Regions from separate parts of the Homo sapiens genome. Here regions 1 and 3 are each linked to region 2. The links are chromatin loops, found by intact Hi-C in ENCODE. Cell type or tissue: GM12878. All regions are shown on one strand.

Evidence for each region. Peaks named below come from ENCODE experiments on the same cell type or tissue, not always from the same donor. Only the 100,000 strongest peaks of a DNase experiment are listed, where the experiment ranks them.
Region 1: it touches region 2 in a loop (6-fold over the local background); 47 of 110 quality-filtered maps call a loop at or near these places.
Region 3: it touches region 2 in a loop (3-fold over the local background); 5 of 110 quality-filtered maps call a loop at or near these places.

What each region holds. Positions count from the first base shown.
Region 1 is chr6:137,640,623-137,643,122 of GRCh38, forward strand. No RefSeq gene overlaps it. Among named protein-coding and RNA genes, the nearest start is that of LINC03004, 24 kb to the right of the region's middle. RefSeq lists an enhancer at 950-999. In GM12878, a CTCF peak has its summit at 1,072 (motif pointing left); a DNase peak (open chromatin) is centred at 1,033.
Region 2 is chr6:137,075,174-137,077,673 of GRCh38, forward strand. No RefSeq gene overlaps it. Among named protein-coding and RNA genes, the nearest start is that of IL20RA, 31 kb to the left of the region's middle. RefSeq lists an enhancer at 1,473-1,682. In GM12878, a CTCF peak has its summit at 1,540 (motif pointing right); a DNase peak (open chromatin) is centred at 1,578; H3K27ac peaks cover 358 bases.
Region 3 is chr6:137,270,539-137,273,038 of GRCh38, forward strand. No RefSeq gene overlaps it. Among named protein-coding and RNA genes, the nearest start is that of IFNGR1, 52 kb to the left of the region's middle. In GM12878, a CTCF peak has its summit at 1,232 (motif pointing right); a DNase peak (open chromatin) is centred at 1,231.

The DNA of each region.
Region 1 (2,500 bases), 570 kb after region 2:
GGAACGCCACTCCTTCTCCATTCTCTCCCTATCCCATGCCTTGTCCTCTGGGCATTGGAGATGGATTCTCACTATCACGCCAAACATACCCCACACCTCCACCTCTGTGTTTCCTCTACCTGAAATTCCCCTCATACTTGTCAAATCTCTATCCCACCTTCTGCCGCCATCAAAATCCCATAAGGTCCATCTCGATCACTCCTCAATTCTCCAACACCCTAAGGCAGAAGCAATGTCTTTTTTTGCTGGACATTTTATGTATTCCTTTTATTATATAACTTATACAACTTTGTCACCACCTTTGGACATTTCATCCCACTGCCTCCCCTGCTCCTGTGCCTCCCACAGGCTCTGCCATATTCCCCTGCTCAGCGTAGAGGGTCCTCAGTAGATGCTGGGGACATGAACTAAGTTGAATGGTAGGATTATAGGAATAGAAAATACTGCAGTTAATAATAAGATCATTTTTAATAAAATTTTTCTCTAGATTCATGAGCATATTTTCTTCTAGCCCTTGACAGAACGAACAATGGAAATGTATTGTTCATAGGTATGTACTATATCGGGTATGCATGAACACTGGCATGTTTGCCATTCTCTTTCAACCTGGGGGCTTAAATTTTCCTTTGCACCAGGCCACTGCCATCTAAGCCCTGCAGGATTTGGGGACCAGATGAGTCCTTGTATGACATCTGATAGTAAGTATTTATTTTATTAACAAACGAGGCCACAAAGAATGTGACCAGTTGAAAACAGAGTTTGGTTTCTTCATGTCTCTCCTTCACCATAGGGATTTTGTCTCTTTCATTGTAGCACTTAGCATAGAGTCCATATCCAACAAGTATTTGAAAATATTTTCTTCCTACTCTTTCATGTTATCTTCATTCAATAGTGAGGGTTTATAATTTTTCCTCCCTTCTTTCCTTCCTTCCTTCCTTTGGAGTTTATTGTGTTGACTTTTTTTTTGCTATCGTTGCGAACATTGGAATATGAGATGACACCCAGGCAGTGCCAGGGCCGAGCAGTGTGTTAAGTATGGCTTCTATTTTGTGAGCTCACACTGCCCTCTCCTGGCCTCTGGGTAGATCTTAAAACTTCACTCGGATTGCAGCACAAAACACATTCCAGCAGGCAGAGAAAGAATGATAATAAATGGGACACAAAATCCTTCCAATATTAATAATCTAATCATTTCAAATTTTAAAAACTATTTGGCTCTACTCTCTATGCTTTTGGTAATTCCAAGCACTTGAAAATATCTATAAAATTCAAAATTCTTAACATTGTCTTTCCATTTTATTTATTTATTTATTTTTTGGTGGAAAGCTTGTTATAATATCTTGAATAAAATGTGGTCCTGGGCCGGGCAAGGTGGCTCACATCTGAAATCTCAGCACTTTGGGAGGCCAAGGCAGGAGAATCACGAGGTCAGGAGTTTGAGACCAGCCTGGCCAACATGGTGAAACCCCGTCTCTACTAAAAATACAAAAAATTATCTGGGCATGGTGGTGGGCACCTGTAATCGCAGCTACTCTGGAGGCTGAGGCAGGAGAATCTCTTGAACCCAGGAGGCGGAGGTTGCGGTGAGCCGAGATTGCACCACTGCACTCCAGCCGGGCAGCAATGCGAGACTCCGTCTCAAAAAAAAAAAAAAAAAAAAAAAAGAAGGTGGTCATGATATTTGATATTTTAGTAAGATGTTTTTGTTTTTGCTTACTTTCTAGTTCTACTTAAGGCTTTTGGTGGTGGTGGTTTGTTTTGTTAGCAAGTGATGTGCAGTCATGTCCAGGCTCTGCCACTCACTAATTAGGTGATCAGGATCTAGGACAAGTCATTTCAACCCTCAGCCTTAGTTCCTTCATCCAGATGTGGCTGTAGAAATACCTACCCTATCTTCCTCACTAGAAATGATAGAAAGATCAAATGAAATATTTTATGTGAAGGCATTTGGAAAACTCTAAGATGCCATACTCATATGAACTATGATGATTATTTCTAGATTTTACAAAAAGACAACTTAACAAAAGATACTAGGTGTTATAATGCCAGGTGAAGTGCAATTGTATTAAAAAGACTTCACTTTTAAACATTAAAAAATTTTAAAGATATATGAATCTAGAAAATATTCTTTGTTTCCTTCCCAAAAACTTCTTAGAATAATATAGAAAATGACACTTTCCTGAGGAATTTTTTTGTATATTATTAGCAAAGGGCAGAATATTGGATTAAAAATCCAGAAAGCCCTGTAATTCTATGTTTTTAAAGCATAGGAATAATCTATCTAATGACAGTATATAGTCTTTAAATAGGTCTTATATCTTCAAAATAAAAATAATAAAACCTCCATTAATACAAAAATAACAAAATTATACAAAAATTAACTCAAGATGGATGAAAGACTTAAATGCAAAACCCAAAACTATAAAATTCTAGAAGAAAATCTAGGCAATACCATTCAGGACATAGGCAGGGGCAAAGATTTCATGATGAAAACGCCAAA
Region 2 (2,500 bases):
TAAAGCCATAAAAACCCTAGAAGAAAACCGAGCTAATTCCATTCAGGACATAGGCATGGACAAAGACTTCATGACTAAAACACCAAAAGCAATGGCAACAAAAGCCAAAATTGACAAATGGGATCTAATTAAACTAAAGAGCTTCTGCACCACAAAAGAAAGTATCATCAGAGTGGACAGGCAACCTACAGAGTGGGAGAAAATTTTTGCAATCTATTCATCTGACAAAGGGCTAATATCCAGAATCTACAAGGAACTTAAATTTACAAGAAAAAAACAACCCCACCAAAAAGTGGGCTAAGGATATGAACAGGCACTTCTCAAAAGAAGACATTTATGTGGCTTCAACATTTATGTTGAACAAACATGAAAAAAACCTCATCATCACTGGTCATTAGAGAAATGCAAATCAAAATCACAATGAGATACCATCTCATGCCAGTTATAATGGCAATTATTAAAAAGTCAGGAAACAACAGATGCTGGAGAGGATGTGGAGAAATAGGAACGCTTTTACCCTGTTGGTGGGAGTGTAAATTGGTTCAACCATTGTGGAAGACAGTGTGGTGATTCCTCAAGGATCTAGAACCAGAAATACCATTTGACCTAGCAATCCCATTACTGGGTATATACCCAAAGGATTATAAATCATTCTAGTATAAAGACACATGCACACGTATGTTTATTGCAGTACTGTTCACAATAGCAAAGACTTGGAACCAACCCACATGCCCATCAATGATAGACTGGATAAAGAAAATGTGGCACATATACACCATGGAATACTACGCAGCCATAAAAAAGGATGAGTTCATGTCCTTTGCAGGGACATGGATGAAGCTGGAAACCATCATTCTTAGCAAACTAACACAGGAACAGAAAACCAAACGCTGCATGTTCTCACTCATAATTGGGAGTTGAACAATAAGTACACATGGACACAGGGAGGGGAATATCACACACCAGGACCTGCTGGGGGTTGGGGGGCTAGAGGAGGGATAACATTAGGAGAAATACCTAATGTAGATGAGGGGTTGATGGGTGCAGCAAACCACCACGGCATGTGTATACCTATGGAACAAATCTGCACTGTCTGCACATGTATCCCAGAACTTAAAGTATGATAATTAAAAAAAAGAACTTCTGTTTTATTAACTGCTTGGCACCTAGTAGGTACACAGTAAACATTTGTTGACTGAATAACAAACTTTATTCTGAAAAACTAGAAAAAAAGGAATTTTGGAATTTTATATTTTATCAACTGTTGAACATGAACATTTATTAAATTTTATGATGCAATTTAAAACACAGTAACTCTAGCAAGAGATAGGTGCTTATCCTGAAAGTAAAAAGTGTAGCAGAGAATATGGAAGGATAAATATTATTGGTAGAACCTGGTCTGCAATTAGAATTTTCCTGGAGTTTCACAGGGTTCTCCAGCTTGAAAGGACAAAAAGCAGAAGTTGGGATCTGGAGCATAGTGGGCTCCACCCTCAGCCATCTCTGTGCCCAGCACATTGGAGATGCAGCCAGCTAGCCACTGGGTGTCACTGTTCTCTCATGCTCCTCAGTCTGGGTGTCCTGCCAGGTCTCCTTAAGCATGAATATGCAATGTCCTGGTTTACAGCCATGACAGAGGGCACAGACTCACCTGTACAGGCCTTCTCAATATGGAATCACATACTGTTCCTACATAAAATTGATTTTCGGTTCTGAGCAGCACAGAAAGGTTTGAAGAGATGAGTGGTCTCAAGTGCGGCTCTTAGCTTTAGTCTCAGCCCTAAAACGGCGCTCAGGAGTAGGAACACAGCTGCCAGGACATTTCCCTGTCACTCAAGAGCTGATAGGCTTTTTTTCAGGTCCAGACCTACAGGCAAGGACTGGAAATCATTTGGGTTTCACAGCTGGTTTGGATGATATTCAACAATAACACCAAAATTCTTCCATTAAAGAACAAAACAAAAAAATAGGAATTGAAAAACAAGGGTCGGTGACCAGTTTGTGTCGAAACATGCCAGCTGCTCTTACTTTGAATGAAATTATTTGCAGCACAAGGTTACAGCTCGCCTGGGAAGTTTATCTTCAGCCAGTCTCATTAAGATCTCCCAACCTGCACGCAACACCTGTTTGTCTCCATTACTTATCCACCATATAAATATAATAAATAGGTGAGTTGCTATGGATTGCTTAATTGTGGTCTGCTCCCTCCCCTTGGAGCCTTGTTCACACTTATTGATTTCAAGGCATGAATAATCCTCAGAAACTTGCTCCACTCTGATTGGGAGTATTTCCTTTAAAATTCATTTATTCAGGCCAGACCCTGTGGCTCATACCTGTAATCCCACTTTGTGAGGAAAAGGTGGGAGGGTTACTTGATCCCAGGAGTTTCAGACCAGCTTGGGGCAACATGGTGATAACTCATCTCTACAAAAAATACAAAAATTAGCTGGGTGTGGTGGCACATGCCTGTGATCCCAGCTACTCAGGAGGCTGAGGTGGA
Region 3 (2,500 bases), 200 kb after region 2:
TTGTCTTCCTTTTCTCTTACACGGAAAATCTTGATTCCTACCAACATTAATATAGTTACCTATTTGCTTTGTCCTATAATGTGTATAAACTAGTTAAAAAATATAAAATCCAAATGAAAATTACTCAGTGAAGTTAAAACAATGTTACAGTTCTTTTTGTCATTAATCCTACTAAGACTTTATAGCTAACATAAAGGTAACCAGATATAATTCTTTCTTCTGTAAGGTCATGTTACCACCTTCATGATATTCCATTAATGTGTTAATTTCAGTTTATTTTTATGTTGGGAATTGATTGTTTTCTTTTTAGATTAATTTTATTTTTTGAAAGTGTAAAACAGGCACATAGAAGGGAACAACACACACTGGGGCCTATCAGAGGGGGGAAGGTGGGAGGAGGGAGAGAATCAGGAAACTAATGGGTACTAGGCTTAATACCTGGATGATGAAATAATCTGTCCAACAAAACCCCATAACACAAGTTTACCTATATAACAAACCTGCACATGTACCCCTGAGCTTAAAAATAAAAGTTAAAAAAGAAAATATAGAACATTTGTAAGATTCCAAATGTAAAAGGTTTATATGATTCTGAAGTCGTATGTAACACACCATTCAGAAAAGTCTTGCTTCCATCACTAACCCTTCCCCCATTCTCTCTCTCCCCGTGCACGTAATCACTTTCAAATACATTTAATTTAAATTTCCAGTATCTCATTTTGAAAATATAAACATGTATGTGTGTACTTATGCATATTCTTAAATGGAAAAAGCAAGATAAGTTTTGTGCATGCTATAATGCTAACTTTCATGTAAGAAAAGAGGAAAATACTGTATCTTCTATGCCCAAAATGAATAATGCTAGTCATTTTTCAGTTCCCTAAATCAGCAATGATGAGGGTTGCAATAGAAGGTGAAGCAATTAAATTGAAGTAACTGTTGGTAATTCAAACAAAAGATTCATCTTGCATTAATTACCTGAACTATTTGAATTTGTGTTGTAGTCTGTATTTCTATTTGTTTTCTGCTCCTAAAATTGAGTTTCTATTTACCATAAGCAATACTATATTTACTTTACATGTCTTTATAATGCTTGAATTATTTCAGACAAATTTACTTTCTCTTTGCCTCAGTTTCCAAATGTTGGATTGGACAAGAGGTGACCTTTTAAGTCGTCTTTCAGCTTTAGCATTGTTCTAAGCGAGCTGTCTTCACCCTTGTAATAGCTGCCATAATCCACTAGATGTCAATGCAACATAGCAACCTATTTTGGGCATTTAAGCCTCTATATCCTAGGTTTAAAACCAGGAGAAAATTAGAAAATTTTATTGATCTGTTATTTATTTTTGTTAAAAGTACAGTACTCTCTTAAAAAAGATAATACGTAATCCTGTTCTACCTAAAAGAATATAAACAACTCCAATAGAATTAATATTTTCACAGGTATCATTTTTCCAGTGCTTAAGTTGAAAAATTCAGTTTTCAAATCAACATGTATAGACTATTCCCTATAAGAGTAGTGGAATACAGAATTGAAAAAAATTTTTTAGTCATTGTATAACATTGTAAGATTTGGCATATTTAGGAGAAAAGAACGAAATTTGTTCAATATAATCCCAGATAATGGTGATCGTTGTCAAAATGGTATGATGTTTAGAGCTAAATTGTTTCTTTAGTGTGAAATTATTTATTACATTATTAATTTAATAATCTTCTTGACAGATTTTTAAGTCCCTCATGAAAAATTCAGAATTATTCTGCAAAGAAAAATGACATTATTTCTCCTCCTTGAAAAAAAGAGATGAAATAAATTTTAATACAGAATGATGTTATGTTTACATCGTAACATTGGAAAAAGTGGTTTATTTTTTCATTAAAACTTTAAATGTATCAGGGAGAGGAAATTGCTGGTGTTGCAAGGTTGTCAGTTTTTAAAAATTCTACCTTTTGCTTATGTTCCATTATAAATAATATGCTTAACATGTTTGGATTTCAAGGGCATTTTTTTTCTCTCTCTCTCTCTTTTTCTCTCTCTCAGCCTATAATTTTTCCTATCCAGGGATTGTGAAACCTAGGAAATGCCCAACAGTAAAAGGAATAATGCGAGTCATTTCTCAGTTCCCTAAATCAGCAATGATCAGGGTTGCAATAGAAGGTGAGGCAAATAAATTGAGATAACTGTTGATAATTCAAATAAAAGATTCATCTTACATTAATTACCTGAACTATTTGAGTTTATGTTGTAATCTCAAATGTAAACTGCTGATAAGAAAGTTTTCAATGTCGAATTATTTACTTTCATTAAAGTCAGAATAGTAATCTATACTCAGTAAGATTAGTTTCTATCTGCTTCAACAAATCGAAGTCTATATTTTTCATTTTTTCTTTGTCAACCTATGTCTAATTATGGTATTTCTTTAGAAGCAGAATTACTTAAGAACTATGAAATTTTTGAGATAATTGTCAATTTCCTTTCCTAAAATTAAGATCAATTTACAGT